Regions from separate parts of the Mus musculus genome. Here all the other regions are linked to region 5. A link is a loop called in an ENCODE intact Hi-C map of the cell type or tissue named here. Cell type or tissue: left cerebral cortex. All regions are shown on one strand. Each heading gives the region's core, and the rest is flanking DNA. Links, peaks and the distances in the headings are about the cores only. Region 1 holds the start of A630072L19Rik (a long non-coding RNA gene). Region 2 overlaps Dglucy (D-glutamate cyclase). Region 3 overlaps Dglucy (D-glutamate cyclase). Region 4 overlaps Ccdc88c (coiled-coil domain containing 88C). Region 5 holds the start of Ccdc88c (coiled-coil domain containing 88C).

Region 1 (6,040 bases), core at 656-5,655, 93 kb before region 5:
CGGCTCAGCTCCAGCTGAGAGTTGTTGAGCGAGGTTTTCAACTCCTTGGTGTGGGCGTGCAGCTCTTCATACTCCCCTTTCAGCTGCTGGTGCAGGAAGCTGATCCTAGGGTTGGAAAGCCATGGGGCAGAGGGGCTAAAACGCACTCCAAAAGACGGAAAGGCCCGCGCTGTGGGTCCTGTCTCTGCTCTGACAGGTGCAGGCATGCAAAGTCAACCTGTGCATAATGTAAGAACACTGAGCAAAAATCGCTGCTTTTCTAACTGTGCTCTGGGGCTCTAGGACGACATCCCTGATGCCATACTGGTCTAGGTGGGGGGAGGAGGACAAGAACCAGGTTAAGACACTGAACACAAAAGGACATCGTGGACTGTGCCTCCCAGAGACGAGGAAGAATCTACTTGCTGTCCCCAGACTCTCTGTACAGAGGGATTATCTGAGGAGCTTTGCCTCCCGTAACAGCCAGCGTGACCCAGCTCTGTGTCACCAACCACTGGCTCATCCAGTCCCAGGAGCTAACCTAGGCAGCTACACTCGAACCCAGGCCGTTTTGCTCATGTCTACTGAAACGAAGAAGACATCTCAGCCTATTGTAAAAGACATGGCCTTTTACATTATAGTTTAGGCGTTCTGGTATAAGTGAAAGACAAAACAAAACAAACAAAAAGCTGTGCTAATAAAAGAAAAACAGAGAATTTTTTTTTTCTCTAAAATGCTGTGCCCAACAGTCCCACCCAGCCGTGATGCCCATGAACCACATCAGCCACCAGCACAGCCTGATAATCTTACAAGTGTAATAGTGGTGCGAGCACCTCGGTGGTAACCAATTGGAAACCTACCTAAATAATCAGGTCTGATGCACTCATAATTAATTACGCTTTTGTAAGAAAACATATGGAGTTAGTCACTGAAAAAAAAATAAAATAAAAAAAATGCTGTGCCCAACTCGGTGGGGCTTTCTAACTCCTGAGATTATAAAATGGGATGTGTAGGTAAGGGACTATGTAAACCTACAACAATACAATTATTGCCGTCCTAACTCTCATAATTCAGCTAGCTTTCCAAAAACTTGACTCTCAGGCTGGAGAGACGGCTCAGTAGTTAAGAGCACGTGCAGCTCTTGCACAGGGCCTGATTCCCACACCCCTGCAGGGACCTCACACTAACTATAAACTCCAGCTAGAGGAAGAGCTGCCATCTCTGCCTCCACGGGTAGCTGCACTCATGTGCACACACCCACGCACAGATACACACAATTATTAAAACACAGAAGTAAATCTTAAAAACCCCAGCTGCATATGAGGTACCTGGCCTCACAGAGTGGAAACAGGAATGACCTGATCCCAAGGTGGCCAAATTCTGTCCATTACAGGTCACAGTGTTTGTGACCGTCCAAATGCTCCGAATCACAGCCTGTGCACCCGAGGGGGCAGCATTTCCCTAAATGCTTGCCAGGGCCCCTTTGCTAGGATAAAGGAACACCAGGACGTGGAAGGAAGCAGTGTTTCCCCCAATCGGACTTGAAACAATACAAGGTCTGGACTCAGTTCTGGCTCTTGTTAACCAAAGGTTTCACCTTGAGTGTTACCTGATCTCTGAGCTACCAGATTTCCTCATCTCTACAACAGGAAGGGGCGGCAGCCAGCAGTCCAGATCTATTAAATTGCTGCAAACATGGAATTGGTGGACACTGAACTTTGCTCCTAGGGAGAACACCGGGCTCTCCTTGGTTTACAATGCAGTTTTGGGTGAGTGCCTGCTCCAAGGCGCTTTATGTAACAGCCTCGAGCCAGCCTCCAGGCAAGGGAAGCTTATCTGACACAGGTTTTTTTCTCTGCTATTCTGTATTCAGAGACACTGACTACACCAGAGCACTGTGCCCCAGGGCTGTTTTACACAGCAAGATAAGGACTCTACACTAAACACTAAAGACCTGCACGGACCAGATCCTGTTCGTAAGGGGAGGGATGTAACAAGGCAGCTGGATGAACCTGATGACACAAATATCCTGCGAGCTCTGCATGTCTACAAAAGATCCACAAATAGGAATGAGATTCTGGTTACAATGAAGCCCTAGTGAGTGGCTGCATCTGTTGACTAAGGAAGACCACAGTGGCTCCTGGGGGCTGGGCTCACATCCGAAGGGGACTATGCCTACCCAGATACATGACCCATCCCTTCCTTGGACTGGCTGAGTACCACCACCTAGCCCGCGCCAGCACAGCCCTCCACTCCTTCCCTAGCCAAAATCATGCAGTTCATAAGAACACGTGACCAGGAGTTCACCAGCCTCCACTAGTGGTTTTCAGAGAGGCCTGGTCTGGACGAGCTATTGATGTCACCCCCACTACTGCCAGGGCTGGGCGTGCCTGCCCCTGTGCTCACCTGTCCAGCTCTCCTCGAAGCCTCTGGTTCTCGCTCGTGGCAATGGCGTTGGTCTTCTGCTCCCGCTCAAGTGCCTCCCGCTCGGTGCTCAGTACTTTCTCCAGCTCCTCCAGCTCTGCCTTACGCTGCTGTAAGTCTCCGTGCCTAGTGGCGGAAGCATGGCCAGGCTTTATCTACCACAAGCAACTCACACTCCGGGAAACTGGAACATACCCTCTCAGAAAGAGGGGGGATTCCTCTGAAACCTTTTCTCTGGGGAGAGGTGAGAGGCTGGACGGCAGGGAAGCAAGAGAAATGTTGCCAGAGTGGGGTCGTCCATCACTGGCTCCCCCAGTGTCAGGTTCATCTTCTATTCCCTGTCATGGCCTGTCTCCTTTTGTAGGCCGCCCGAGAGCATTAGGGTTTTACTCTACACCTTTTAGAGACTTGTGCTACAAAGTGGCTCATTAAGAACCAGTAGATCTAAAGGAAACCACAGAATAAACAGCTAAATTCCGTGTATGAAGCAGCTAATCCCCCCTCACACCCTCCTGTATGGGAGCCCACATATCTGTTCCTGGCATTGGGAGTGGGTGGGTGAGACCTCCCTGCCATGATGAATTTTCTTTCTCACTCAATCCTTGCAGGTTGCACAGCTGCCACTGGGGGGCAGCATAGCACAAGGGTAGAAAAGTGACAAACCCTGACTGTCACCCTAGACTCTCCAAGTCAGTGAGAGGAGAGGCCTGAGGCAGGTTCCTCAATCATCCTGCTCAGAAATCTGCTCCCTCCCCCCTCCCCCACTTCTCTTCTGAGTTCATAGCAGTAGCACGGTTGGGGTCTCCAGTCTCTTCTCTAGTCCCACCCTCCACATCAGCTGCACCTGGATCATCTCACTGGAGCCCCAAGTAGGAAAGTCACTTAATGGCCAAAGTGCAGAGGTGGCCCCATCATGGTGGGGGATGAGATGAGAGAACCGTCGGGCTTCCACCTAAGTTAGTGATTGTGGGGGAATCATGGAGGTTGACAAATAAAGGCCACAGACTGACCAGCAGGGCTGCCTGCCTAATCCCTGCTCCCCGTGTGGCACTTCAGCAGGGCACACTCAGCCCACAGGCTTTTGGGGTCTGGCTTACTACCACTGAGCCTTTGACAAGACAGTAAGTTTATGGCAGGAGTCCAGTTAGGTAGCAGATGAGAACTCAGACTTTACTCAGTGCTGTGTGACAGACACTCACAGCCCAGTGCACAGACGGAAGGAGCCTCCAGCTATGTCCAGCCAAGGACACTAAGTAGCTGACAAGACAGGACTTTGGACCCTCAGTATGTGCGCTCAGGGATCTAGAACCCTCGGTGCATGGGCAGGAGCTCAGCCAACAGTGGGTGAATCAACGACACAGGAGCTCAGCCAACAGTGAGTGAATCAAGGACACACATCCCAGGACCTGGGATGCTATGGTGAAAAGTTAGCACATAGTATTTTTCAACATATGCAAAGTATACCTTTAAAAAAAAAAGAAAGAAAAGCACCTGGTGTGGATTAAAGGATGAAGGTAGTGTGGGCATCTGGGGGGGGCAGCTGAGGGCTCAGCTCCCTCCCTCCCTCTCTCGACCTTCCAACTGTGCTGAGATCAGAGGTGTGGGGTTACTCTGTGTTTTGTTGTACACGTTAAATACTTAACATAATGGGAGGATTTGGGTTGGTCCCCCCGCCCCGCCCCCTCCTTTAAGCAAGCATTCTAGCCTCAGACTTGGAAAAGGGATTCTGAAGTGTGGATAAACACAACCCTGCACAATGGTAGCCAGAATTTTCCCAAGGGTGTAGGTCAGACGGAGGAGGAAGGAGAAAGCATTCTTAGAGAATAGGTCTCCAAGTGTCTACACTGGGCCACCCAGAACCAGCGTGGGCCATGGCACTCCTTGGCCCCAGTGTCCCCTGCCACAATCCCCAGCTGGACAAACAAAAAGGAAGCAGAAGTTGCTAAAGGCTCTATTTCCTTCCCTTGAGAAAGCTCAGGTGCAAGCAACAATGCAGAGCAGCCTGCCAAGAGGAAATGTGGGGGAGAGACGAGATGCACTTGGCCCTTAGGAAAGTACCACAAGCTCTGTGACAGCCTAAGGGGCTCAACACAGCAGCTGCCTCCACCACAGGCCGTCTCCCCACACCAGCCTGCCTGTCCCCAGCCTCGGCCTCCCTTGCCTCCAGGCCCCCCCCCACCTCTCACCTCTCCCCCAGCTCCTTGTGCTCCAGCTCCAGGTTCCTGTGCAGCGTCTTCAGGCAGCTGTGCTGGCGGATGAGGGCCTCATACTCTGAGGACTGGCACTCGTACAGGGTGCCCAGGTGCTTGTGGTCCTGCAGCAGGGCTTCATAGACGGCTGCCAGCTGCTCCTGCTGCTGCTGCAGACCCTCGTGCTCGGCCTCCTTGGCAGCCTGCTGGCTCTGCAACACCGTGTACTGTGCACTGAGCGCTGCGTTCTGGGAACTCAGTGTGGAATTCTCCACCTGGAGGGAGAGCAGAGAGCCCTGCGAGTGATCAGGCCGAGGATGACCAGCAACAGCCAGCCTCAGAGGGACCTCAAGGCAGGCCAGCCGGGGACAGTGCTACCGGAACTTGAGGACTTGGCTTAGGAAGTGGGGCCAACATGGCAAAACGCTGGCTGCGAGAAGGATATCATCCTGAGCCAACTCCAGAAATCATGTCCTCCGTCTACGTGAGCCCCTTGCATGTCATTACTGATTATTTTTAAAGCCTATTTTCTTGAGTACCAGATAATACTGTCAACCAATTGATTTTTACATATTTATTTTTGTGCTGTTGGGGCCTGAACCAAGGACCTTGTGTACATGCTAAGCACTTTTATTAACGGGCCACATCTGACCACCTGAGTTTTTAAAGTATTCTAACACAACCCCAAGACATTAAAAACTGAACAGGGGCCAGAACTGCTCTTATATTAAAACCAGACAAAGACTTTTTCCAAAACAAAGTAACAAACCAACATCCTATTTTCTTATTTTAACAAAACAAACCCAACTTCTCTGCCAAGTAAGTTTCCTGTTTATTGTCTCTGCCCCATATGTAACTTTCCAACTTTTCCCAGAAATTACATTAATGAATAATTTTTCATTTCCCCATCACCTATAGACCACAGGATAAGCAGACTGAGGGGCTGGCCCTGCTGGCTGCTTCCAGCAGAGGGAAGCCAGGTCACAGCCTCATTTGCCCTCTATCAGCATAATACAGGTATACTGCACAGAAACTGTTCCACCAAGCTTAAAAAGAGACTGTATACATCTACGGTATACAGTAAGCCTCTTAGCAACCAGCCTGTCTCCAGGTCCCCCTGCCTGGCCTTGCAGCTCCCACGAGGCACCATTAGCGTCCTGCTACCTGCAGCTTCGCAGTCTGGGTCTGCAGCGTGGTGGTGTGCTCTTGCAGGAAGGCGCTCTGCTTCTGTAGGGTCAGGATCTGGCTGCTGAAGGACACGTTCTGAGTCTCCAAGTGCTGTAGTTGCTCCTTCAGCAGCTGCCTCTCGGCCTGAAGAGCTGCGTTCTAGGGGAGAAGCACGCGCCAGTTACACACAGCATGGTGAGCATAGGGCCTGGGGTTTTACTGAACCTTCAAGGGCAGAGGTAGCTGGGGGTCTTCAGGTACGGGAAGTTAATAGTTTCTGT
Region 2 (6,040 bases), core at 656-5,655, 180 kb before region 5:
AGCCAGAGCTGCCTCTGAAGAGAGCAGTGCCTCACAGTACTGGAAAACTGATCCCATGGCAGTCCAGTGACCTCTGAGAGTCCTATGAAGCCTGCTGGCCAGACAGAAGACTCAAGGGAGCACACCTCACTTAGAAATGGCTGCTTCTGCACCCTGAGGCTGTAGACACTAACAGTCACTAAGCTCCCTGATAAGCTACCAGACATGGCTTTTTCTTGGTTCGTTGACTCCTTCATTCATTCCTTGTGTGGAGACTAAGGTTTTATTGACACATAAACACACAGGAAACTCATCATGCATGCCTACCACGGGAACACCCTGAGGTTATGTCATGCCAGGTGTACATAGAGTCTTACATGGTGTGCCATATTCATACCTGGGCAATCAAAACAAGTGTTCCAGGGCTAGTGAGATGGTTCTGTGGATAAGGACAAGTTGTCAGCAAGCTGATGACCTGATTGACGTGGTAGGAAAGAAACAATTCCTGCAAGTTGCCCTCTGATCTCTGACACATAAGTAGAGCACACATAGGCGTGCGCGCATGCACGCACACACGCACGCACACACACACACAGAGACACCTTTAAAAATGTAGTTTTAAAAAAGAGTTCTTCCTCACTTTCCTGGGTAGATATTTCTTTTTTTTTTCTATGATAGTTTCTTCCTCCCATACAGCCTTACCCAAGCTGACAGCTCCCCCATTTAACATAGCGTCATGAGGAAAGATGAATTATTAACTCTGTAATTAGCTTTAAGTTTAAAAGAAGGAGCCGACAGCAGATTTACGGTTGCTTTGGTAAGGATGAGCAGAGAGGTCAGACACAACGCCTGCCTCCCATCGGCGCTCTTGCAGATTGGTGCGGGGCTTGAAGCCTGAGTCCCAGAGGAGGCAGATTGATGACTGTCTGATGTGCTGAGTCCGTCTAGGAAAAACCATCTTTAATCCGCAAGAACAATAGATGGTTTTGATTCCCACTCAAATAAGCAGATATGATTAATGGTGGTGTGCGGCATGTTAGGCACTATTTACTGAGCTTATTAATAGAGGCACTCAGTCATCTTTAAGAGGACATTGACTTGCATATGATATGTCTGGAGGACATGGAGGATGCAAAATTTATAGTAATGGTTTTTGCCCTGGTAATAAAATCATCATCCATATACACAGCCTTCAGTTGCCCCAAGTCTCCCCCCTCACCCTCTCTTTAATATATTACTCATCAGATTCCATGAACCATGTTACATCCAATTTTATTGTACAAAATGATGTTATTCTTCTCCTTTCTTGTCATCACTATTTCATGTTCATTGTACGAACATCAGAAAATACACAAAAGTAGCCAGGGTGGTGGTGCATGCCTCTGACCCCTGCATTTAAGAGGCTGAGACAGGGGGACCATTAATGCAAGACTGGGACTTGACCCAGTCTCAAAAATGAATCTAATAATTAATAAAACTAAGTCTTAGGAAGGAAAATGTGTGAAAATAAATAAGCCATAAGAATTACCCGAATCCCGGAGCCTGAGGTGTTGGCTCAGTTAGTTAAGTCCTTGCCAGGTCGGCAGCAGGAGGAGCTGGGTTCAGTCCCCAGCACACACAAGAAGCATGGCACAGCAGTGTGTGCCTGGGACTCCAGGACTAAGAAGGCACACAAGGGATCCTTGAGACGTTCTGGCCATTCAGCCGAGCCCAGCCAAATCAGTGAGCTCTGGGTTCAGCGAGAGACCCTGCCCCCAAAACCAAAACCAAAACCAAAACCAAAACAAAAAACTTTTAAATTTAAATTAATTGGAGAAAGCAACCAAAGACTCATGACCTCAGTCTCTGGCTTCCATGTGCACATTCACACAGACACATGCGCGAGAACACATACCATCACATACACCTATCCACACACTTTTTAAAACTACCAGAATCCGTTACAATCAATAAATTATCGATAGGCTTGTGTTTACCTTTAAAGTCTTTCTTTTAGCTCAAATCTTTGCATACAGGAACTCCACCATGATAGTATTTTGAGACTTTTAAAAATAACTGTAATTACTTTCCATACCGTGAAATAATTTTTTCACGACATCTACACACTGTTTATTTGTTTGAGACAGAGTCTCACTTTTTAGCCTGAGCTAGCCTTGAACTCCCTGCAATCCTCCTGCCTCAGTCTCCCCAGAGGAGAGCTGGATCCCAGGAATGAGTCACTCAGTTGACAGCATCCTTTTTAAAGGATCCATTGTGCGAACGTGCCACCGTTTGACTAATTATCCATCACTGGTACCTTAAACAATGCCACAGTTAACCCCCTTCTCACTGAATTTTACACATACCTACGACTACTTTATTTGGGATGCCAGACACCACATGGAAGAGGGAAAAAATCACCTTCCAGGCCCCAACTTCCAGCTCCTACTCCAGCAACCAGAAGGTGGGAATCTCTGTCCCCAGAGACGTCTTCCACCCAGGCTACCCTCCCTGTTATCCATGTAGAAGAAGCAAAGATAGGACTAACGACACACAGCTATCATGAGCCAGGTCCTGTATGGATTTACTCTCAGTCTAGAGCAGTTACTCCATAGTAGGGATCCAAAGCCAGCATTCTTCATGCTCTCTGTGACCCTCAACTGCAAGTCAACATCCCTTTAGCCTGCTCTAAAGGCAGCTCGGCTAGAGACACACTCTGCCTCTGTATGGCACTTGTGTAGAAGAGACCTGATGGTAGACAGAGGCATGCTGGTATGAAGAGTCAGGAAGTGGTGTTGCTCAGCTGGCCCGGCTGGGCAACCTTAGCACTAACTACTGTCCCTCATCTGTGTTCCCTGGGACTAACTGGGTTCCTCTACAGATAGCTCCCCACTTGCTCAACTTCTCCACTAGAGGGCAGTCAATACCTGACTCTATTATTGGAGGCACAGTTCAGAGGTGCAATGTAGTTGACACCCTAATAGGCAACTCTCCCTGTAACAGCATCCTGAATGACTTGAGAGTGTTCTGGGTCAACAGGGAGGGACTCTGCTTTACCCAGACACTTGGGGTCCCAGCAGCTCTGCCATCAGACCTGCTGTAGCTATCAATCAACATTTCGGACAAAAAGAGGGTAGGTGTGTTTGGAGAGGCACAGGAAAGGACAGGGCTAGGCTCAGCAGGGCACCCATCACTTCCTTATGTACCTTGAGACCAAACCAGTCTTGTGGCTAAGAGAGGGGTGGGAGTCAGAGGGACAAGAATGCATATGAACAGGTCAGACTGCCACACTCCTCCACGTGACTTCTGGACCAAAACCAACCGGAACTATCAGTGTATCCACCTTAAACACCATCACCTAGATATGTTACTTTATTTTTGTAATTTTAGGGAACCGAGGAATCGGGCACCTACTACTTAAAGATGAGCTACTGCAAGCTGCTTTGTCACTGTCTCATGCCCGCTCCGTACTCGTCACCACTGGATTCCCAACACATTTCAATCATGAGCCCCCAGAAGAGACAGATGGCCCACCAGGAGCCATCGCCTTAGCTGCCTTCCTACAGGCTCTGGGGAAGGAGACCGCCATGGTAGTAGACCAGAGAGCCTTGAACTTGCATATGAGGATTGTTGAAGACGCCATTAGGCAAGGTGAGCAGTGAGGTGGGGTCAAGCCATTTCCCCAAGCAGGTCTTCGTGGGCAGAGACTGGAAGAAAGCAATGTGCCAACCTTCAGCCAGGTACACAGCTCCAGGATGTGTCCTTGTAACAGGGTGCTTTATCTCCAAGCCTAGAACAACTTTGTTATAAGCAACAAGAGGTTCATTTTATAGAAAAAGATGTTGAGGTTTCAGAAAGCCCAAGTGATCTAATCAATCACGGTTGTCCACACGGTGACCATTTCCCCAACCACCTCCACCAGTCAGTGCACTGGAGGTCCAAAGCCATGTGAACCCAAGCCAGAACCCCATGCCATAAATCTTAGTGAACACTCAAAAATACACACACACACACACACACACACACACACACACACACACACACACTCCTCACTTTCCCTATCCCTTCCCTCAGCTTCCTGGCTCTGTCTCCCAGGAAACCACCTGCAGGGCAACCAGAATGTTTAAGGATAGAGGCAGGTTGTTTGTTCTGTGGAAAAGGAGGCTGAGACCAGTTACATGTGACCTCTATGGGGGAAGCTCTCGGAAGACCACTGTGGGGATGACAGGGATGAAGCTAGGGTTTCACCTTGGGTTCCCTCACAAAAAGAAAGGAGAGGAGGCACCAAGGAATACTAGACAGATCAGCAAGTGAGGCCAGAAAACTGCCGGACACGTGACTGTGTCAAGCTCTGCTCCAGGGCCAACAGAAGGTTCCACCTGACTCTCCTCTGTGGCTATGTTTAGCAGAATCCTTTCTCCCCTCTCATGGGCAGGAGCCCAGCAAGGATTGTACTCCATAGCTCTGAGGAGGGAGCCACATCTCTCTGACCCTCCGTGACAGGGGTTTCTGACCCTCCTTGACAGGGGCTTTGTGTGTCCTTTCTCAGATATGTGCCTCATGTTGCCTGGCTGGGCTCCCTGGTACCCATTCCCCTGACTAGCATCTGACACAGTGCAGCCAGGGGGGGTGAAGGTTGGCTTCACTCAGCACCCACTTTCACCAGACCCCAGCCAGGAAATTGACAGACCATCATGGTGCCACCCCAGCAATGTGACTAGGTGGCCATTACTCTACAGAGGAGGCGCTCAGGATGCTCATGTGGTTTGTTCACGGTCACATACCTCTAAGCCCTGAGTCCAGGGATACTGCCCAGGGTGCCCTGTTGGCCATCTTTCCTTCTCCTTGAAGATTTGCCCTGAGCCTGTGAAAAAGCCACGATTCTTCCCCTAACTGCTAAGAGATAGATGAATGAAAACCAGATGATTTTCATTTGGGGAGATATGTATATTATTTTCCACATAATCTACAATAATGTGTGTTATTTGTGATCACAAAATGTTTTTTGACAATCAATTTCACTTTGTAATCACTATCATACAAGTACCAACCTACCGTTGGTGGCCTTAATTGCAACCAGGGGATCCTGAGAGGAGAAGTAGGGCAGAAAGACCAGGAGCAAAAGAGACTCACAGGCAGCTGTGAGCATAGCACAGTGCGAACTGACTCTCAAGGAGACAGCTCAGCTTGTTTAATAGGGGGTGGGGGGAGAACAGAGGCTACTTAAACCTTTGGAGGTGGGACAAGGCTTTAGGGTGAGTGTATATTGTTGGCCCAGGCCAGGGTGCTGGGGATGCTTCATTTGCATAAAGAAGAATTCCAGGTGCTGCTGGACATGACCTTATAAGGGAAGAGAAAGTTTAACCTGGCTTGAGGGCTATGTGACCTCTTGGGGGAGGGAGAGGGGGGGGGTGCAGGACTACATGTGCCAGGTCATGCAGGCCCAGGGTGGAGTGGGGAAGCAATCCAAGTCCTGCCCATGTCAGAATGAGATTTCTAGGGTTTGGACATGCCTCAACCTCACTCTTGCTTGGAGCCTGCTATGCCCGTCCCATGACTCCCTAGCCCCACACTAACCCAAGTCTCTGGAACTCTGCCTCAGTTGTTATTGCTCTCCCCTGAAGGAATGTTTGTCTGGAGAGGGAACTAGTAAGATCTGGGAGTAGGAATTCAATGGCTGGTTTTAAAATGTCAACTTGCTACAACCTACAGTCACCTGACAAAGGAGTCTCAGTTGAGGGCTTATTTAGATCAAGTTGGCTTCTGGACATGTCTGTGTGGGGCTGTGGGCACAACCATGCCCTGGGTAGGGGCTCCTGGATAGTATAAAAGAGGAAGAAGCTAGCAGCAAGCAGGCGGTGTGTGGCATTCATTTCTCTCTGCTCTTGACCATGGTTGTAACGTAATTGCTCAAGGTTCTGCCTCAACTTCCCTTCAGCGATGGACTGCAGATTAGAGTTGTAAGTTAATTAACTCTTTCTTCCCCTAAATTGCTTTCAGTAAGGGCATTTTATCACAGTAACAAAAATTAAGACAGAAGTGGAGCTGTGGTACCAACACAGGTACTGTATCTGACTCTGAT
Region 3 (6,040 bases), core at 612-5,611, 190 kb before region 5:
AACAAAAACAAAAACAAAAAAAGCGCCTCAGGGGCCTGTGAGCACTTCTTTGTGTCCCTAGGACCATCTGTCCACAGTTGCAGAAATACAAGTTTGGCACCTGCACAGGCATCCTGACCTCACTGGAAGAGCACTCAGAACAACTAAAAGAAATGGTGACCTTCATCATAGACTGCAGCTTCTCCATAGAAGAGGCCTTGGAGCAGGCAGGGATCCCCAGAAGAGACCTAACAGGTCCCAGCCATGCAGGAGCATACAAGGTAAGGCCATGCCCCTGGGCAAAACAGCTTGAAAATGTGGATGGACTCTGTAGTTTCCGATGGTGGAGAGAATGTTGGTTCAGGGATCAGAAGCCCTAAGGTCAGCCCTAGCTCAGTCGCCCTCCCAGGTAAAACCATTACCCTCTGAGTCAGTCTCTCTCCCACCTGCCTCTGATATGGCTGTGCAATGTCAATCAAAGTCATTTGGACATTTGGAGAGAGAGAGAGGGCATGTATATATGAATGTATGTTCAGGCTAAAGGTCAACTAGTACTCTTCGGGAGCAGAACACATTGTTTTCTGCTAAGTTACACTTATTTGGGGAAGGGGTGATTTTGGTAGTGCAATGTTTGTGTGGAGATTGGATGGCAACTTATGGAAATCAGTTCTCTCCTTCTGCCTCTGCCTCGTGGGGCTTGGGAATCAAATTCAAGTCACCAGGCACGGCAGCAAGTGCCTTTATCTGATGAGTCTTTTCACTGGCCCCACCGTGGAGTTGGAGACAAGACCTCTTACTGGGATTCACTGATTAAGGGTAGGCTCTCTGCCAGAGAGCCCTGGGGATGCTCTTGTCTCTATCTCCCAGTGCTAGAATTACAAGCACAGGGTGTCACCATGGCCAGTTTTGATGTGAGCACAGAGTGTTAACGGCAGAAGGGTGGCCTCTCCTGGGACACGCCTGCTGTTAGGGACTGTCCCTGTGGCCGAGTTGATGCACTTCTCTTCCTGCTGAAACCAGTCACGTGGGGAAGAGTGGCGCCCTTCCTCCTCTGCCTCCTTCCCAGATGCTGTTGGGACAAGTCTGAGCACTCTGGCTGATCAGCAGTCTCCAGGCCTCCCTGTGCACAAGACCAGCCTCCAGACTTCCCTGCTCACAGTGGCTGGACTTTTTTCATCTTGAGCGCTGTTTGTCACAGTGTCCCTCCCCACTTTGACTCCTGCCAAAGAGGCTTGGACTGCGTCAGGTCCCTGCAGTTCTGTAGTAACCTTCGAGGCACAAAAGATTGGGTTGATGAGATTGGCTATACAGAGAAACCCTGTCTCGAAAAAACCAAAAAAAAAAAAAAAAAAAAAAAAAAGCTTTGTACAGAGGCACAGACGTCCATATATGTTCACCAAAGCCTGTCAATTATCCATGACACGTCACTGCCCCCTCTCCCCACAGCTGCCATACAGTTTTGTCTGTAACAACTCACCCCACTGCCCTTAGGCCCTGAGAGAGATGGCTCTTACAGCCACCTTGAATTTGACTGATGGCCTGGATAGATGGCCCATCCTAAACAGAGGTGTCTCAGTCCCCAGGAGCCCTGCCTGGCTTTGTGAGTGGCCTACATGTGCCTTTGCTCTGTCCCAGGTGCTGTCATACAGACACTGGGCTGGCAGCACAGCAGAGCCTCATCTTACAGTTGCCAGGGTGGTAACAGCCAGTTAAGTGGCAGCCAAGGTCGTCCCAGGGGATCCTGATCCTGGCTGCGTTCTAAGCCTGTCGTAAGCCCCACTGCAGGGGGAGAAGTATACCACCAGTGAAAGTCACCCAGGTCGCCCTGTGCAGAATCTTGGAAGGGAAGACCGGGGCATCCAGGGACAGGCTCATCCTGTGGGATCTAGAAGTAAATCAGGCAGCCGATGTTCCTGGCGCTGTTTGCTTGCTTTTGCCTGATTCTGTCAGAACTTCGCAGCTTCTTGAGGTCCATGGAGAAAGAACATTTAGAGACCCATGAGACTGGGCGAGGAAATTGTTTTTTGGTTTTTTGGGGTGTTTTGTTTTGTTTTGATTTTGAGACAGGGTTTCTCTGTAGCCCTGGCTGTCCTGGAACTCACTCTGTAGACCAGGCTGGCCTTGAACTCAGAAATCTGCCTGCCTCTGTCTCCCAAGTGCTGGGATTAAAGTCGTGAGCCACCATGCCCGCCACTGGGTGGGAAAATTGTGTGTGTGTGTGTGTGTGTGTGTGTGTGTGTGTGTGTGTTATAAACCTCGGCTGAAAGTTAGCATTTCCTTTGGTTCTGACTGTTGGCCACAAAGGGCTGTTGGATCAATATGTCCTGGAATGCTGAGGATGATAAAGTATCTCACAAATAGCATAACACAGTACAGTTCTTGAGAGTTTCAAAACACCCTGTATACTGATACTCCAGTAACAGATCTGCCATTCTGTCCTCCTAGCTGTTAGTGGGAAAGTATAATATTCTTTCTGGGGCTCTGGTAACTACATCTGGACATCAGAAATAGTAGTGGTTTCCTTTGGAACATTTGATTCTCTTCTCTTCCCGTCACCTTTTTGCTGCCCCGTCTGTGTGTTTGTTTTAAGGCAGTCTCTCACTGTGTTACCAGAATCACCTTAAAACTTTCCTTGCAGTCAAGGCTCAAACTCCCCATCTCCTTAGCCTCCCAGGTGCTGGGACAACAGGCAACACACCATCCTGAATTTTCTTTTATGTGGTGAAAACATTATTCTGTCCAGCTTAGATGTGTGCCAGACTGCCAAAGTGATGTTGACAGATTAATAAAGAAAAAAATGAATAAGGCTCCCCCCTCCTGCACCCTAGTTTTGAGTCTCTCACTGTCAACCAGGCTGCAACAGCTCCCTGGATCTCTTGCTTCTTGGACTGGAAGTGTTGCGGCTTTAATTTGAGTTGATTCCTGTATTTTCCCCCTATATTTTCACTATCAGACAACAGTGCCCTGTGCCACCATTGCTGGCTTCTGCTGCCCTCTGGTGGTCACAATGAGACCCATTCCCAAGGACAAGCTGGAAAGGCTGTTGCAGGCCACTCACGCCATAAGAGGACAGCAAGGACAACCCATTCACATCGGTGACCCAGGTCAGTGTCCACCCAACATGGGCCTGAAAAGCACACAGGGGCTTGTGCTGTTCTTATGGGGAGGGTCTCAAGGGTGAGGGACTGGGGTGAAACCCAGAAGTCCAGTACTGGGTGCTCTCAGGCTTAAGGCAGCACTGTGCCACACTAGGGGGCCTCATCTTGAGGACTTGTGATGCACACTCAACTCCTATGAGTATCATGTGATCACCACTGGCCTTGGGGATTGGAGGGTCACAGTGGGACTCTTTGTTTCAGGTGTTATCCACAACCATGCACACCACACCTCTCTCTCTCTCTCTCTCTCTCTCTCTCTCTCTCACACACACACACACCATAACATTATTAAATAAAACTCAAATTTGCATTCTGACTGAATGTCATGAGATCTCTTGGAGCTCTCAGAGGGACTGAGGAGAGAGAACTTGGGGTTGGCCCAGAGTGAGAGCCAGGGTCTGTGGACTTGAACTTGCTCAGCTTCGTAGTCAACAGAATTACTAAAGACCTGACATTCTATGAAAATACTATCAGCACTATTGGTCTTCCTCACCTAAAATAGTCTCAGGGTCACCCAGAAGATATCTGCCGACTTGTCTTATCAGTGGGGATAAACTAGGCCCAACGCATCCATCTTTGGCATTCTGGTCCGCACTGTCAACAGCATGTAGATGCTGCTGCTCAGGGCTGGGGCTGCTGGAACAATAACAGAGGTTACAGCTATGTAACTTGATCAGTCTGCATCAAGATGAACACACACACACACAAAGCTGGCTCTGTTAGGACTCTGTGCTACGAGGCTAGTATTGAGCTAAGCACACTGTAAACTCCCTCCAGAAACCACATCATACGGTTTGAGATGTCAGGCCTGATGGTACCAGACAGCGGGGGCCCTAAGTTACAGAACACCCTGATCTGTTAAAACTTCAACTCTGAGCCATCTTTACCTCCTCCTCTTCCTCCTGTCCTTCCTCTTCTTTCTCCTTTTCTAAGATCAATTCTACAACTAGCACTTGTGGGGAGAAAGATACATAGAGTACTTAGTGCCCCCATGTGGGTGGTACCAATCTGAGGAATCCTGGGTTTGGTTTTGGGTGTTTTGTTTTGTTTTGTTTTCCCACCTGCAGGTCTTTTGGGAATTGAGGCACTTTCCAAACCTGACTACGGGAGTTATGTGGAGTGTCGGCCCGAGGATGTCCCTGTGTTCTGGCCATCTCCGCTGACCAGTCTGGAAGCAGTCATCAGCTGCAGTATGTTGGTAACAAGGGCGGAGCTTCCTCAGTTGCAGCCCAATGGGTCCGGAGTTCTTGAAAGCACAGGTTTACAGATCAAGCAAGGACTTAAAAATAAACCCATAAAACCCAGGCCTAGAGTTGGGGCTATAGCTCAGTAGTAGAGCACTTCCCCAGAGTGCTCAAAGGTCTGAGCCCTAGCACTGGGAAACAAACACAAATGTAAGCTAAGAGTCTACGGTGTCTTTCCTGCTCAGTTCAATCCCCTGCTGAGGAGCCAACACACCCAGTCTTTAGCTCAAGAACCCTTGGACCAAATGCTTTCCCACCTGCTGAAGCTTTGCGGCTTGCTCTCATGAAGGAGCCAAGCTGAGGAGCCTCATGTCTTTTTGGAAATTGGTAGGGCCTTCAAAGCAAAGGATGAAGCCTAGAAACACAGTTGAATTTTACAACAATGTTGTCTCTCAGTATCTGCTGAGGTCCATTCCCAGGACCCCTCAATACCAAGACCTAGCTTCTCCCAGAAGATTATGTAGTTCCCAAACTCACTCCCTTCCTCCTGCATACGTGAACTCATTCCTGGAGTGAGGTTCAGTCCATTATCATCAAAGTGGGAACATGGCAGCATCCCGGAAGGCATGATGCAGGAGGAACTGAGAGTTCTACATCTTTATCTGAAGGCTGCTAGCAGAATACTGACTTTCAGGCAGCTTGGACTAGGGTATTAAAGCCCACGCCCACAGTGGCACATTTACTCCAACAAGGCCACACCTCCTAACAATGTCACTCCCTGATCCAAGTATATACAAACCGTCACATCCCTAAAGCTGGAGAGAATAAAGCCTTCTGCCACCTCCTGAACCTGCTGCTCTGTGTGTACCTGGCTTTCAAAGGATCACTTTTTTAGGTGTTGTCTGAGACACTGAAAAAAAAAGAAAGAATTAAAAAAAAAAAAAAAGGAAACCATTTCTCAATTAATAGTTGTTCCCTTTCTGGGTCCATGCAAAGTCCATGCATCGATCAATAGATGCTCCTTTTGAATGTTGGCTGACTCTGGCTATTAAACCCAAGAAATGTTACAGTTTCTGAATTTCTGTGAAAAGCAGGATAGCATTTCCTCATCTCACCAGTTGAAGAATGCGCAAGGCATTATGTGAAGTTCTGAGGTAAAGAAACAATGTTCGGATACCCCCTCCCCTGGTGAGAAGCACACAGCTGAAGTACTCAAATATAAATCTATACCAGGGAATGCAGAAGACAGAGGTTCAATCTACTCAGCAGTAAGCACCTAGAGGCCAGGCAGGAGGGCAAAGAGAAGACGCAGTGCCTGGCTCTATGATGCAAACCACTGCTGAGGACTTCTATACCCAGCGCTTCGCTCCACGTGTACCTGCACTCCCCTGATCCATGTTGATACAACCAGACAAGGCGTGGCCATTATTTTATAGCATGAGAGGCATGGGTAGAAAGGCGTAAAGTCACACCTGAGACTCGACTGCATCCTTCATGATGCAGCCACTTCTGAGAACGATGCTAGTGTACAGCTTAGGGCTCTAATCTAGCGGGGAAGTGGAGGGGTTAAGAAAAATATAAATGCTGTGAGAAAACAGAGATTGCATACACAGAGGGTGCCCAGTCTAACATCAGCTACCAGGTCAAGCGAGAGGCTTCATGCGCTGAGAGTTCAGACCGTGCTTTCTGACATCCGTAACTGTGATGGACAGAATCTCT
Region 4 (6,040 bases), core at 646-5,645, 77 kb before region 5:
TTAGACTTCTCAGTGAGACTGGAGAGAGCTCAATGCTTTAAAAGTCATCTACTCTGCTTTTAAACAACCCAGCCCTTTCTTGGGAGTCAAGCACTAGACTCCCCTCCTACGAGCAGACGCAAGGCTTCAGGTTAAGTCACAGAGCTTCTCAAGAGGAACTTGTAGGCCTGACACACCCTAAGGAAACGGTCAGGGCTATTCCTCAGGCCCTAGTCTGCCCAGAGTTCACACTGTTGCTCTGTATTGTAACCCTAAGTACGGCCCTCCTCCCCTCCCCCCAGATCTGACTGCCTCAGGGACAAAGAAATCCTCACATAACCATGTGGTGCTATGTGAGCTTGCTCCTTAGTTAAATAAAGATGCCTATTGCCTATAGCGGGCAGAAGAGAGAGAGGTAGGTGGCAGAAGAGAGGTAGGTGGCAGAAGAGAGGTAGGTGGCAGAAGAGAGGTAGGTGGCAGAAGAGAGGTAGGTGGCAGAAGAGAGGTAGGTGGAGCTTTGGTTGCCAGACTTGGGGTCTGAGGCAAAGACCATGAGGAGGAGAGGAGAGGAGAGCTGAGAGCTGAAAGCAAAGAGAGAGAAGATGCCATGGGTAAGGGGCTGTGAGAACTGGCCACGAGGGTTGGTCAGCTGGAGTACGAGCAGCCCAGATGGAACGTGGCAAGTTTTATCTCAGGGTTATTGACAGGGAAGTAGACAAGATAGCATAGAGGGTGGATACCTGCCCAGCTCTAGTGCTGTTAAGGCTTCTTATAAAATAAAGGTTTTGTGTCTTTTATTTGGGAACTAAATGATCAAAGGTGGGGTAGAAACCCCGATTAATGTTCATTACAACCCTGTGCTGAAGATGGTGTCTGTCTGTCCTCTCCTGACTCTAACGCATCACCCAGGGGCTCTGACAGGGTACTGAGGTCCACAGCAGAGGCATCAACGCATGTTCAAATGCTATGTGTGATGCATGTGTTTGGATCCTTGGGCAACTATAAGGACCGGGGAGTGTGTCCTCTGCAGTGATATCATCTATCAGAGCAACAGTACAGACCCGACAGGCTAGACTATCCTAAAGCCACAACGGAAATAGTGGGAGGGGTCCATGACAACAACGTAGTATGTCCAATTCTAGCATCAACACGGGCTCAGAGATGCTCCAGAGGCCTCCTCTCAGTTAGCTAAAGAAAATAATCTAGCCATAATGGATCCTGAAGAAGAACCTACAACCACACTTTCTAATGACTTATCCTGTAGAGGACTCACCATCAAAAAAAAACTCCCCATCTCCTTGCAACAGAGATTATTATAGAAAACCTCAACCAATCAAATTCAGAGAACAAATGATCAGGTGGTGCCCAGGCCCAGTTGACATATTTACAATATAAATCCTGCAGAATTGTTCACAGCAGAAGAGGGGGCGAGAAGACTGGTTGCAGGAGCCAGGAGTAAATGTCACAGAAGCTACACCGTGAAGCCGCATCATGGCTGCCTAAAAAGACCTGAACAGGACAACACCAGCAGCCAAGCTAACATGCAAGTGGGAAATGACATGCATGGGACCTCAACCTAGACAAAGAACTACAGGCAACTAAGGGGAGCTGAAAGCAGGAGAAAGAGCCGTCTCCAAGGAAGAACTCCAACAAACACACAAACAAGCAACAGTGTGTGGACAAGGTAGAGTGCGCTTATATATTTAGCTCTGTGTGTGAGTGTGTGTGTGTAAAACAACAGTTAAAGAAAGAGGCCATAAATTTGAAAGAAAGCAAGGGGATGCATAAGAAGAGTTGGAGAGAGGAAACCAAAGGGGAAAACCAAAGGGAGGAAATGATCTAATTATATTTTAATTAATTAAAAAATAATTAAAAAAAAAAGAACCTAAGTATAAAGTCCCTTATCCTAAAATAAAAGTTCACTAACTCAACCTGTGGCCATTTGGACATATTTCTGCAACATATGTGTGGAGGTCATTTTGATAATGGTGAAATCTATATAAATTTACCATTTTATATGTTTTTAATATTTTAGTGTGTGTGCGCGCACGCACGTGGACACAGAGGACAAGTTGTAGGAGTTGCCTCTCTTCCTAGGCATCGAATTCAGGTTATCAGGCTTGGCAGCACACAGCTTTACCTGCTGAGCTGTCTCACTGGCCTCATGTTCGGCATTTTTAAAGGTTCACCACCACGGCACTAGGGACATGCACGGCTTGGCCACCATCAGCAGGGTCCATCTTTCTCATTCTTCCATACCGAGACTTGGGACAGAATAATATTCACGTTCCTACAGCTTAACAACGGTACCAATAGCAAGTGGCTTGCCACTAACTAAAGCAAGCTCCACGCTGAGCACAAAGGCTTACTCATCAGACCACCCAGCAACCAAGACTCACAACAACATAAATGAGGCCAGGTAAGGCTAAAGCCTGTCTCCTCACATGTCCACTCGGCATGATGATGCAAGCTACAGTTTAAGGGCTTGGTATCACTCCAGGTTACTCGGCTAACAAGCACGAAACCTGCTCCTTAGGCCAGGCCTTTCCAAGTCTTTCTGAGAGGCCATAGGCGCTGCTCAGTGGTAAGGGGTGCGCTCAGTATGTTCGAGGCACTGACTTCAATCCTCCATCCAAGAAGAACAATCTGAAACATTAGAGGCAGGCACAGCTCAACCCTAGCTATTCAGGAGAATGGGGCAGGAGATCACCTGAGCCCAGGAGTTTGAAGCCTGTCTGGGCAGCATAGTGAGACTAACCAACACTATCATTAAGAATAAGTCACTAGCCCAGAGAGACGGCTCAGCAGTTAGGAGCACTGGCTGTTCTTGAGGACCTGCGTTCAGTTCGCAACACTCACATGGCAGCTCATAGTCGTAGCTCCAGTTCCAAGAGATCCAAGACCCTCTAGACTATATACGTGGCCAAAACAAACACATAAGTCATGTGACCAGTGAGTCAAAAGGCATGGATGTCACACAACCTGATGACCTGGGTCTGAGCCCAGCACCACATGGTGAAGGAAGAACCAATTCCCACAAATTCTCCTGACTTCCGCATACGCATACACATATAAATAAATGAAATTTTATAACAATAATAATAGAATAAATAAAACATGTCCATGTCTGAACCTTAACGGGTTCATAAACTATACCAAGCAGTGTGAACTGTTCGGGCCTTTGAAGCAGGCCCTGAGGGTGTGAACTGCTTCTCCAGCCCACCAGGGGGCAGACTTGAAACTTCACAGGAGAGACAATGCTTTTCCCACCCGGTGTGGCTCCCAGTCGCCTCACTCAGCTCAGTACACAGGCACCAAAGCAGACACAACTCAGTGTCCACAGACACAAGTTAACTCAATCCTTTCAAGTTCAGAGCTGGTAAGAGCACTGGAAGAAATAACCTTGGCAGTATTCTCAGGGACCTTTTATCAGCATCTTTCAAACCTACAATAAGCCAACCGCCCCCACCGGCTCTCTAAAGTGCTAAGTCAACACTAACTTGCCATCGGGTGCATGGGAAAGGTGAACAAGGCTATTTTCAAACACAGGAATTGGCTTATTGTTTGTTGGGCTCTGGAGCTTCCTGCTGCAGTGCTGACTGGGGTCCCACACCCTTCCCATAATGGACACCTTATCTCAGGGTACCAGCAGAGGGCAGCAGCACTTGCCAGGAAGGAGGACTCCCCCCCCCCCCCCCCCCAGCAGGGAAGATCCATAAAGAGCCTGGGACTGGGGAGCAGCCGCCACCACTTAGCATTGCCACCAGGGAGATGGGATAAGCAGCAGCCATCCTGCCCAATTATGTAAATGAACAGCGCAAATAATGTCCGGGGTACATTTATAATAAGGATTAGTGACCACTGGGGACACTTCCTGGTGTCAGGGCTTTCTGTCATCGCGAAGAGAGCTGTGATCTGGAAGCTCCTGAGAGTGCATATGGGAAACCAAGAAATCCCAACACTTCATTTGTAGTTTACTTCCAGACATTGGGGCTGCCAGGCCACTTACATTTCCCCTGGGGAGAGCTATAATGAAACAGCTCCAAATGGCACTTGAGGAAATCACATTTAGTTGTGTAAATGTGGGTGGGTTGCTAGGAAGACTCGGAGCCAAAGGCTCAGCTCCGGGGTAAGCAGCAGTGGCTGAGACGGGGCTGGACCCCGGGCACAGGCGCTGCCTACCGTCGGACAAGTCTGCGTTCTTGGACAGCTGCTCCAGTTCCCAGCCAAGGTGGGCCGACTCTTTCATGCTCTGCTTCTGAGCCATCTCCAGAACCATGTATTCTTCCAGCAGCTTCTCAATTTGTTTCTTGTCTGCATCCCGATCCTAGGGCAGAAAGAGGGAAAAGTGTGAGGACGGGTCTGACTGGCCTCAGACGCGCAGTATCTCCTCTCTCCTCTGCAGGTGACAGCATGCTTCCTGCCAGACAGAGAGAGAGCTATAACATTTCTACTTAGGTCAAGAAGGAAGTCCTGGAGCCGGGCGTGGTGGCACACGCCTTTAATCCCAGCACTTGGGAGGCAGAGGCAGGTGGATTTCTGAGTTCGAGGCCAGCCTGGTCTACAGAGTGAGTTCCAGGACAGCCAGGGCTATACAGAGACACCCTGTCTCAAAAAACCAAAAAAAAAAAAAAGGAAGTCTGAGGTCTCAGTGAACACTCTCTGAGCATAGGGACACAAGGAACACTGTGCTGAGACAGGCGCTCTGGTGATGGGTACTTGTTGGTTCTAAGTAGGTCTCTGCAGCTTCAAGTGCTGTGATAGGTATGGCATGCCAATGCTCAACATGAGAGCCACTGAGGACCCCTTGAAAAGGACACACCTGTGTTCACCCTTGCAGAAGAGTGGTTACTTTTGCAGAGGCAACATAAAAGTCAGGTCCCACAAGTGTCAAGGACAGTTAAGTGCCCACTCAAGCCACTGAGATAGTAGGTGCTTCTTTCAGTCAACAAGCTGCAGCTGACACATCAGAAGAGCCTGCCCTTTCCCACATGCCCTGCCTCCACCGATAGTCCCGCCCCTCCCCCAACGCCACCCATTGCACCCTGCCCGTTAATACCAGTTCCAAGTCATGGAGTTTAGATTTTAGCTGTAGGTTCTCTTTCTCCAGCTCGTGGACTTTATCACTGCGAGCCCGGGAGGCAGTCAGTTGTTCCTCCAACATGGCTTTGGTCTCGATTAAGATGATATTGTCTTCCCTCAGCTCCTAAGGAAGAGCAAACCCAACAGGAGAGCCATCAGATAAAAGGCCAGGGTCACGACCGACCGACCACAGGACTTCTAAACAAAGCACTTTCAGGACCCTGGAGCCAAGCAGCCAGCCCAGGAACACTCGGCAGGATGCCCTGAGTTCAGTTCTTGTCACCCTCACCTGTGCCCTGGAGGCCAGGCATGTGGGCTCTCAAAGAAAAATTCAAGACTCGAAAAAATATTCAGTGGTTCTGGGGTGTGCATCAGTGGTAAGGTGATTGCCTCATATGCACAAGGTCCTGGGTTTGCTCCTGAGTACAGTAAACAAGGGACGGATGGCTTTGAAAAGGCAACCCTTCCTTGAGGTCTTCCACAAGCCAGATGATCCTACACTTGGAACCCAGTGGGAAAGTGGACTCTGGTGACAGTGCCTCAGTTTCCTTTAAAAAGGGGGAATGGGGTGGCTGAGAGTCCACAGAGGGGAGGGAGCCCAGGACTAAGGCAGATCCTCTCAATTCAGGATTTATGCCAGATAAGGAAGTCTTTACAATGGCCCTGTCCCAGCAGAGCAGGGCAGGCAGATATGAACCCCACAGTCAGGTGCGTCGGAGACTGTGGCTTCTGCTAGCAGCACAGAAAGAGGCCAGCCTGTGTGACATGCCTGTCAGACCTTGTCTGAGCTTCTCAAATCCCACAAGTCCTTCCCAGCAATGCTTAGTATCCTCAGTGTGTGTGAGGTATGCATGTGTGTGTCCAGGATGGACAGACAGACTTGCATTACCTCTCACATGCCTTCATGGCTTATAAAGTATGCACACCAGGAACTGCCACCTTCCTTGGTGGGAAAGATCACCAAGACTTGTCCCACTCA
Region 5 (6,040 bases), core at 722-5,721:
GGTTTTTTGTTTTTTGTTTTTTTTTTTAAGTAGACTAAAGAAACCCAGTACCCTGTCTGTGTATGGGTGTATGGCCCCAACACCCATTCCTACCCAGTGCTGAACTAGGTACTAGTAAATCATCACGCTTAATCTCCAGGACCATTTCTTTAGGGCAGAACGTTACTTCCCACTTTGAAGAGGAGGAAACTGGGGCACCTACAAGAGTCCCAGTGTCGCACTGCTTGTGTGAAGACGACCTCAGGTTCAAGCCTACTCTGACCACTTAGTATGCTCAACATTCAGTCAGGGTTCTCTTTGGGTTTTGTTTTGTGTGTGTGTGTGTTTTGAGATAAGGTCTCATATCACCCAGGCTGGCCTTGAACTTGCTATGTAGCTAAGACTGGCCTTAATCTCCTGACCTTCCTCCACCTTTCAAAGGTCAGGAATAGAGCTGTGCGCCACCACAATCATCCAAGGGTCTTTTAGTTACCCACCTTTTGAGGTGGCAGGTATGGAACCTAGGACCCTGGATACTACAGGTAAATACCAGAAAACTACAGGAGCCCCGATTTGTATCTTATCGAGGTTACTTTTACAAGGAGGAAAATGTGTGTATCTTAAATCCCAGCCCCGGAGTGGGGGAGAATCCATGCCAGGGAGTCATTTCAAAGCCTGCGTGGCAGTCAAGCCCCACCCACTTCCGGAGGCAAACACATTTTGATGCCTGTTACCTGGCGCCAAGTTAGGATTCCCTAGAAGCAGAAAATTATGACTGGCAGGTCCTGTGCCCACTCCCGCCTCTGTTTCCTGGTATGGGAAGGCCACTTCTTGTCTCTGTGGCTGCCCCAGGATTGCTGCACACCTGCCAGGTTCTTCTTCCAGAAGGATCACAGTTACATATCACAGAGGGAAAAATGAGTCTGAAAACTGTCAGGGAGGGGAACAGACAGCCCTCTGCCAGAATTCGGGGGGGGGGGGGGGCGCGGCAAATGCAAATAAGTGATGAGCCGGCAGTTTTCTTCCCTGATTTACAGGCAAGTGTAAAGGCTTCAGGAATTCCAAAGGTCAGGGAAGAAAGCGAATCGTCCCCCCGGCTTTTGTTCTCCCCTGTGCCTGTGTGTAGCTAAGTGGAAGACTGGAGGACACTGCTGTGTTTTTTAATTACACAGCCGCAAGCTTAACGGGGATAGGCTGTAATGGTCCTTCTACCAATGGAACCCAGCCATTCTTGGGGCCTGACGGAACGGGGGTGGCAGGAGCGTGGCCAGAGCCCAAGCCTGCTCAGAGGCAGCCGCAGAAAAACTCAATTCTCATCAGTCCTTAGAGAAGCGCAGCCAAAGCCAACAGCAAATGTCTCTTTAGAACCTGGTCAAACTCTGAAGACCAGTGGAATTGGATTTAAAAAAAAAAAGACGGGGTTTCTACCACTGTGAATCAAATGTCCTATGAAAACAAATGGAGTCATCTCATTGGGAAACCACCCCCTACCCGCCCCCACCCCCAGCTACAAATCCAAGCTGTATTTCATTAGCTAATGGATTACTGAGTGTGACACCTCCATCAGTCCCAGCTGAGTGGGTACATGTAAAGGCTGATCCAGTTTTATTTTGTTCCAAGTGCCTGTGACTCATACTGTCACTCACTTCCAATAGGATCCCCGAAGCTTCTAAGTTAAACACAGAATGGAGGGGTAGGAGCCAACACCTAAGTGGTGCTAAGATGTCAGACAGACAGGCTCTGCAGAACTCCACAACGGATGTGGTCAGAGGTGCGGCCGGCAAGTAGTATCTACGAGACCCTGTTTAAGCCCAAGCAAACGTTCTAAACAGCCAGCCTGCCTGCCTGCCTGTGTGCCTTCTAAACCCAATTCACACAAGGACGATTAATGACTGCATCTGCCCCAACAATTGGGAAGAGAAGGAGATTCAGAAGCCCAGTTCCCAAGCCACAGTGAAACTGCGTTCACACCGCGATGCTCCAGACCCAGCGGACATTTCCTGTAACCAACCAGACCCTCTTTACAGTTCTGTGTCCCTCCAAAAAGAAAAGGGACTTTTGGTGTCAGCACTCAGACTACCATCAAGTGCCCGAGTTTACAAATGAGTCAACCGCAAATTTCCTTAGCTCGAATGAGGTGCTGGGGGATGGGGGGGTCCAACGGCCCACCTGAACGGAATCCCTCCCTGGCCATCCGGCATTCACGCTACAATCTTAGGTTTCTTAAAGTATCCTCTCTGAAGAGGCAACTTACATTTGCAGCATGATTTGATTCAAAAAGATGCCGTCCACTAAATCCATGTACAGAGTCAAGTTGTCCTGGTGGCCGCTTCCAAACGATCCAAAAGTTTTCACCTGCGGGGAGGCAAAAGCATGTTGGTCTGACGCTGGGGGACAAGGCAGGCCAGGGAGGTCACCAACCACCGTGGTACTCTTCGCAGGCAGCAAGCCTACCCTTCCCGAACCGCGGTCCTTTCCCGCCTCCGGACAGGACTTCTGGCTAACTTTTCTCCAGCGTCCCAGAACGCGAGGAAAATAGAGAAATAAATAAAAAGGACTTTTCAACAAAATCCTCACGTCTCAGACGCACAGGAAGGCAGCACGCTCAGCCCGCCGGTCCACGGTCCCACTCTGCGCCCCTACCGCGGGTCTCTGAGCTTCAGGAGGGGTCACCCCCCTTCCCCGCCCCCACGGCCGCCGGGAACAGGTGCGCGTTCCCGAGTGGGAAGCCGTGGGGACGCCCACCCGACACGGAGCCTCCCGGTCCCCGGTGCCGCTCCGAGCGCTCACCCAGGTCACCAGAGGGCTCTGCAGAAACAGCTCAACGAGCTGCGACACCGTCACGTCCATGCTGAGCCGCGGCCGCGCCGCACAAAGCGGCTCCGGCAGCCGGCGGCGGGCGCGGGAGACAAAGGCGGGGCGCGAGCCCACGGTGCGCGGCTGCGGCCCCGCCCGCCCGGGGAGAGCGAGAGGTGGGGGCGAGGAGGGGGAGGGAGGGGCGACGCGGTCCCTCCTCGGTCGCCCGGTGCCCTGCGCAGCCTAGCGGAGAGGAGCCGCACCGGGCCGGGTGCGCGTTGGGGGAGCGGGGACGGGAGTGGGGCGGGGCCTCAGCACGTGGCGGCCCGAGTGCGCGGGCAGGTGCAGCCTGCGCGCGCAGACCTGGGCCCGAGAGGAAGAGGCTTGGTGTAAGCCTCAGACTGCAGGGTTGCGCATCAGTGCATCTGCTTTGCCGACTCCCCGGCTTCTCCCTTCCTGAAGTTCCTTCAGGATGGATGCTGGCGGTGTGGCCGCCCCACGCGTGTGCGCCCCTGCTATGGCTCTACCCTCCCTCCACCATAGCACGCCGTGCGGGAGAGCCCGTCCCGGCCGCAGTGCGCAGCGGCAGCTTTGAGCCTGGGCTCCCAGCGCGATGGACGCCGTGCCCCCTGCTGGCGGGGGCTGTGTGCTTGGAGGCCTGCAGCCCCACGTTCTCACCACTTCCTGGTAATAACTTCGCTCCCCGAGCTGGGCCATTGTTGCATGTACTCTTGTCTTGACGAGTTTAATCCTCACTGCGATGCGGGAATGTTAACCCGAAGCCCCTGGCACACTCCTAGGGAGAACACACCAGGTACTCAATGACTACCCTTTGGCTAGTCATTTTGCAGCGTAGCTTTTTCACGTATTAGGGATGTGACATCTGCTGATGACATGTGGTATTACAGTTCTGCCTGGTTGGAAAGCCTGTTAATAAATAGACTGTAGCCCCCAGTATACTGGCAAGGTTCCAAGAAATGTGGAAGTCAGAATAACAAATAAAGGGTGGAGGTGGGGGGGCTTCTGCAATGAAGAGCATTTGCTTCTATTCCAGAGGGCCTGGGCTTGTTTTCCGGCACTGACAGGATGGTTCGCAACTATCATTAAGTTGAATTTCAAGGCCTCTGAGGGCACCAGACATACATATGGTATACATTCATAAAGGCAGAACACTAAAACTCATAAAAAGTAAAACAAATCTTACCCAAAAAAGTGGGGTGGGAATGATGGTACAGCTTTGTAACCCCAGTACTGGGGAGATGGAGGCAAAAGGATCTTCAAGTTATCCTTGTCTACATAACAACTTCAGAGCTAGCCTGGGCTCAATGACATCCTGTCTCAGGCCATGGCAGTCAGTTCTGGTTCCTGTAATCACAGAATTTGGTGGGGCTGAACCAGGAGGGCCTTGAGTTCCAGGCTAGCCTGGGCTACATAATGAAGTTGATGACTGCATGTGGTGGATAGGTAGCATAGGCTACCCTGTTTGGAAGAGTAAGGACTGTCTTTGTGGGTTTGATTTCTGTACCAATCTAATTAAAAAAAAAAAAATCCTGGGCTGGAGAGATGGCTCAGAGGTTAAGAGCACTGTCTGCTCTTCCAGAGGTCCTGAGATCAAATCCCAGCAACCACATGGTGGCTCACAACCATCTGTAATGAGATCTGGTGCCCTCTTCTGGTAGACAGAAGAATACTGTATACATAATAAATAAATAAATCTTTTAAAAAATCCTTCTAGCTATTTAATAAGCATATTATTTCAAGTGAACAACTGCATCAAACAACTGCACTGTGACTATTGTGAGACATTTTATTCTAGTGTGTGAATAATTTCTCCCCTGATATTGGCAGTCCCTACATAGCAACTCTGGGAACTTTTCATGGCAATGTCAATGAAACATTACGTATGATTAATGTTTTATAAAAGTCTCTCCACCTTCTAGTTTTACACACAATTTTTTTCTTTTGGTTTTTCGAGACAGTGTTTCTCTGTGTAGCCCTGGCTGTCCTGGAACTCACTTTGTAGACCAGGCTGGCCTCGAACTCAGAAATCCGCCTGCCTCTGCCTCCCGAGTGCTGGGATTAAAGGCGTGTGCCACCACTGCCCAGCTTTACACACAATTTAAGGTCCTATCAGGTGACACAGAAATGCCACTAGTTATTACATATCTGAGGTTGCCTGTGGTCACTGATGGACTGGCCACCACCATTCTTTGGCTAGACCTCTTCATCTGCAGTGCTTCCCTATTTCCTGTGGGTGCTGTGCAATAAACTCCAGGGGTGTCCCAGTTATGCTTAGAAAGGTTTCTAACCTGGGGCTTGCAAGTCTTGGAAAGCAAACTTGGGAATTGTTTTCTCTGCTCAAGGATTTCTAAGTAAGTTGGAAGCTCAAAGTGAGGCATGTAAAAATCTTGCAGCAATATATAATCACTGCTTCTTCCTCATCTTGGAGCCCATTCTGCTGCTGCTGTTGCGCTAACAAGAATTGTTCGCCCTGAGCTCCATCTTGGGGGGTGGGGTTGAGTTTCAGGAGAACTAATGAACTGCCAGATACTGTCCCTCCACTGGCCTCTTCCCTCATAAAATGCCTCTGCGAATTTCTGACAGAAATGTTGCTTTTACAGTTCTTGGATGGAAGAATTTCTTTTTCAGACGGTCTCACTGTGTAGCCATGGCTAACTTAACTTGCTACATAGACCAGACTGGCCTAGAACTCAGAGATCTGCCTGTCTCTACCTCCCAAGTATTGGGATTAAAAGCATGGATCACCACACCCAGTAGGAAGAAGGTTTTCAATTTTTATTCTAATACTAGATAGAGGAGGGAGCTTCTCCTCCCTCACAGGAAATATTGACTCAATCATGATAGCTAATATCATTTCTGTGTCACCTGGTAAGAGCTTAAATTATGTGTCCAACTAGAAGGTGGGGTGATTTTATGGTTTATTAGCATATATTAATTATGCATAAGTTTCATGGACATTATCATACATATATATTGAATGCATTCACTACCATTACCATCTCTACCCTCTGTCCACCCTGCCACTCCTGCTAATCACCTCTCCTCTCTGTCTTCCCCAATTCCCTTTTCCAGTGACTTGCACTGAGATTGCAGGGACCTGAGTAAAATATTATTTACAGGAGCATAGATTCACCACCAGTCTTTATATTATGGAAGAACCAGCAACCTTTCACCACATAAACAATCAGAGAGAGGTGAGGCTTCACGAATCCCCTCCCACCTCCAGGACAGGATGTTGACAGGC

What was found. A loop is a pair of places that touch in the nucleus more often than their neighbours do. Peaks named below come from ENCODE experiments on the same cell type or tissue, not always from the same donor. Only the 100,000 strongest peaks of a DNase experiment are listed, where the experiment ranks them.
Region 1: it touches region 5 in a loop (8-fold over the local background); 14 of 42 quality-filtered maps call a loop at or near these places.
Region 2: a loop joins it to region 5, with 2.0 times the contacts of the local background. A loop is called at or near these places in 16 of 42 quality-filtered maps.
Region 3: it touches region 5 in a loop (2.1-fold over the local background); 15 of 42 quality-filtered maps call a loop at or near these places.
Region 4: a loop joins it to region 5, with 10 times the contacts of the local background. A loop is called at or near these places in 41 of 42 quality-filtered maps.

Annotation. Positions count from the first base shown.
Region 1 is chr12:100,933,241-100,939,280 of GRCm38, forward strand. Ccdc88c (coiled-coil domain containing 88C) reads right to left here. Exons shown (of 30, transcript NM_026681.5): 19 at 5,757-5,918; 20 at 4,590-4,867; 21 at 2,386-2,529; 22 at 1-105. It overlaps A630072L19Rik (a long non-coding RNA gene), which reads left to right and starts at 4,864. Exons shown (of 5, transcript XR_003950128.1): 1 at 4,864-5,411; 2 at 5,511-6,040. In left cerebral cortex, for the core only: a CTCF peak has its summit at 3,025 (motif pointing right); DNase peaks (open chromatin) are centred at 1,835, 2,052 and 3,024.
Region 2 is chr12:100,846,765-100,852,804 of GRCm38, forward strand. Dglucy (D-glutamate cyclase) reads left to right here. Exons shown (of 13, transcript NM_145448.5): 8 at 3,349-3,609. Among named protein-coding and RNA genes, the nearest start is that of Gm36572, 44 kb to the right of the region's middle. In left cerebral cortex, for the core only: a CTCF peak has its summit at 2,867 (motif pointing right); a DNase peak (open chromatin) is centred at 2,860.
Region 3 is chr12:100,838,439-100,844,478 of GRCm38, forward strand. It overlaps Dglucy (D-glutamate cyclase), which reads left to right. Exons shown (of 13, transcript NM_145448.5): 4 at 62-260; 5 at 2,933-3,083; 6 at 4,205-4,327. Among named protein-coding and RNA genes, the nearest start is that of Gm36572, 52 kb to the right of the region's middle. In left cerebral cortex, for the core only: a CTCF peak has its summit at 2,980 (motif pointing left); a DNase peak (open chromatin) is centred at 2,971.
Region 4 is chr12:100,949,126-100,955,165 of GRCm38, forward strand. Ccdc88c (coiled-coil domain containing 88C) reads right to left here. Exons shown (of 30, transcript NM_026681.5): 11 at 5,039-5,185; 12 at 4,162-4,306. Among named protein-coding and RNA genes, the nearest start is that of A630072L19Rik, 14 kb to the left of the region's middle. In left cerebral cortex, for the core only: CTCF peaks have their summits at 3,208 (motif pointing right) and 3,731; DNase peaks (open chromatin) are centred at 3,230 and 3,585.
Region 5 is chr12:101,026,003-101,032,042 of GRCm38, forward strand. Ccdc88c (coiled-coil domain containing 88C) reads right to left here and starts at 2,889. Exons shown (of 30, transcript NM_026681.5): 1 at 2,770-2,889; 2 at 2,234-2,334. The coding sequence starts at 2,829. In left cerebral cortex, for the core only: CTCF peaks have their summits at 3,494 and 4,445 (motif pointing left); DNase peaks (open chromatin) are centred at 730, 1,209, 1,638, 2,830 and 3 more places; H3K4me3 peaks cover 2,976 bases; H3K27ac peaks cover 2,544 bases.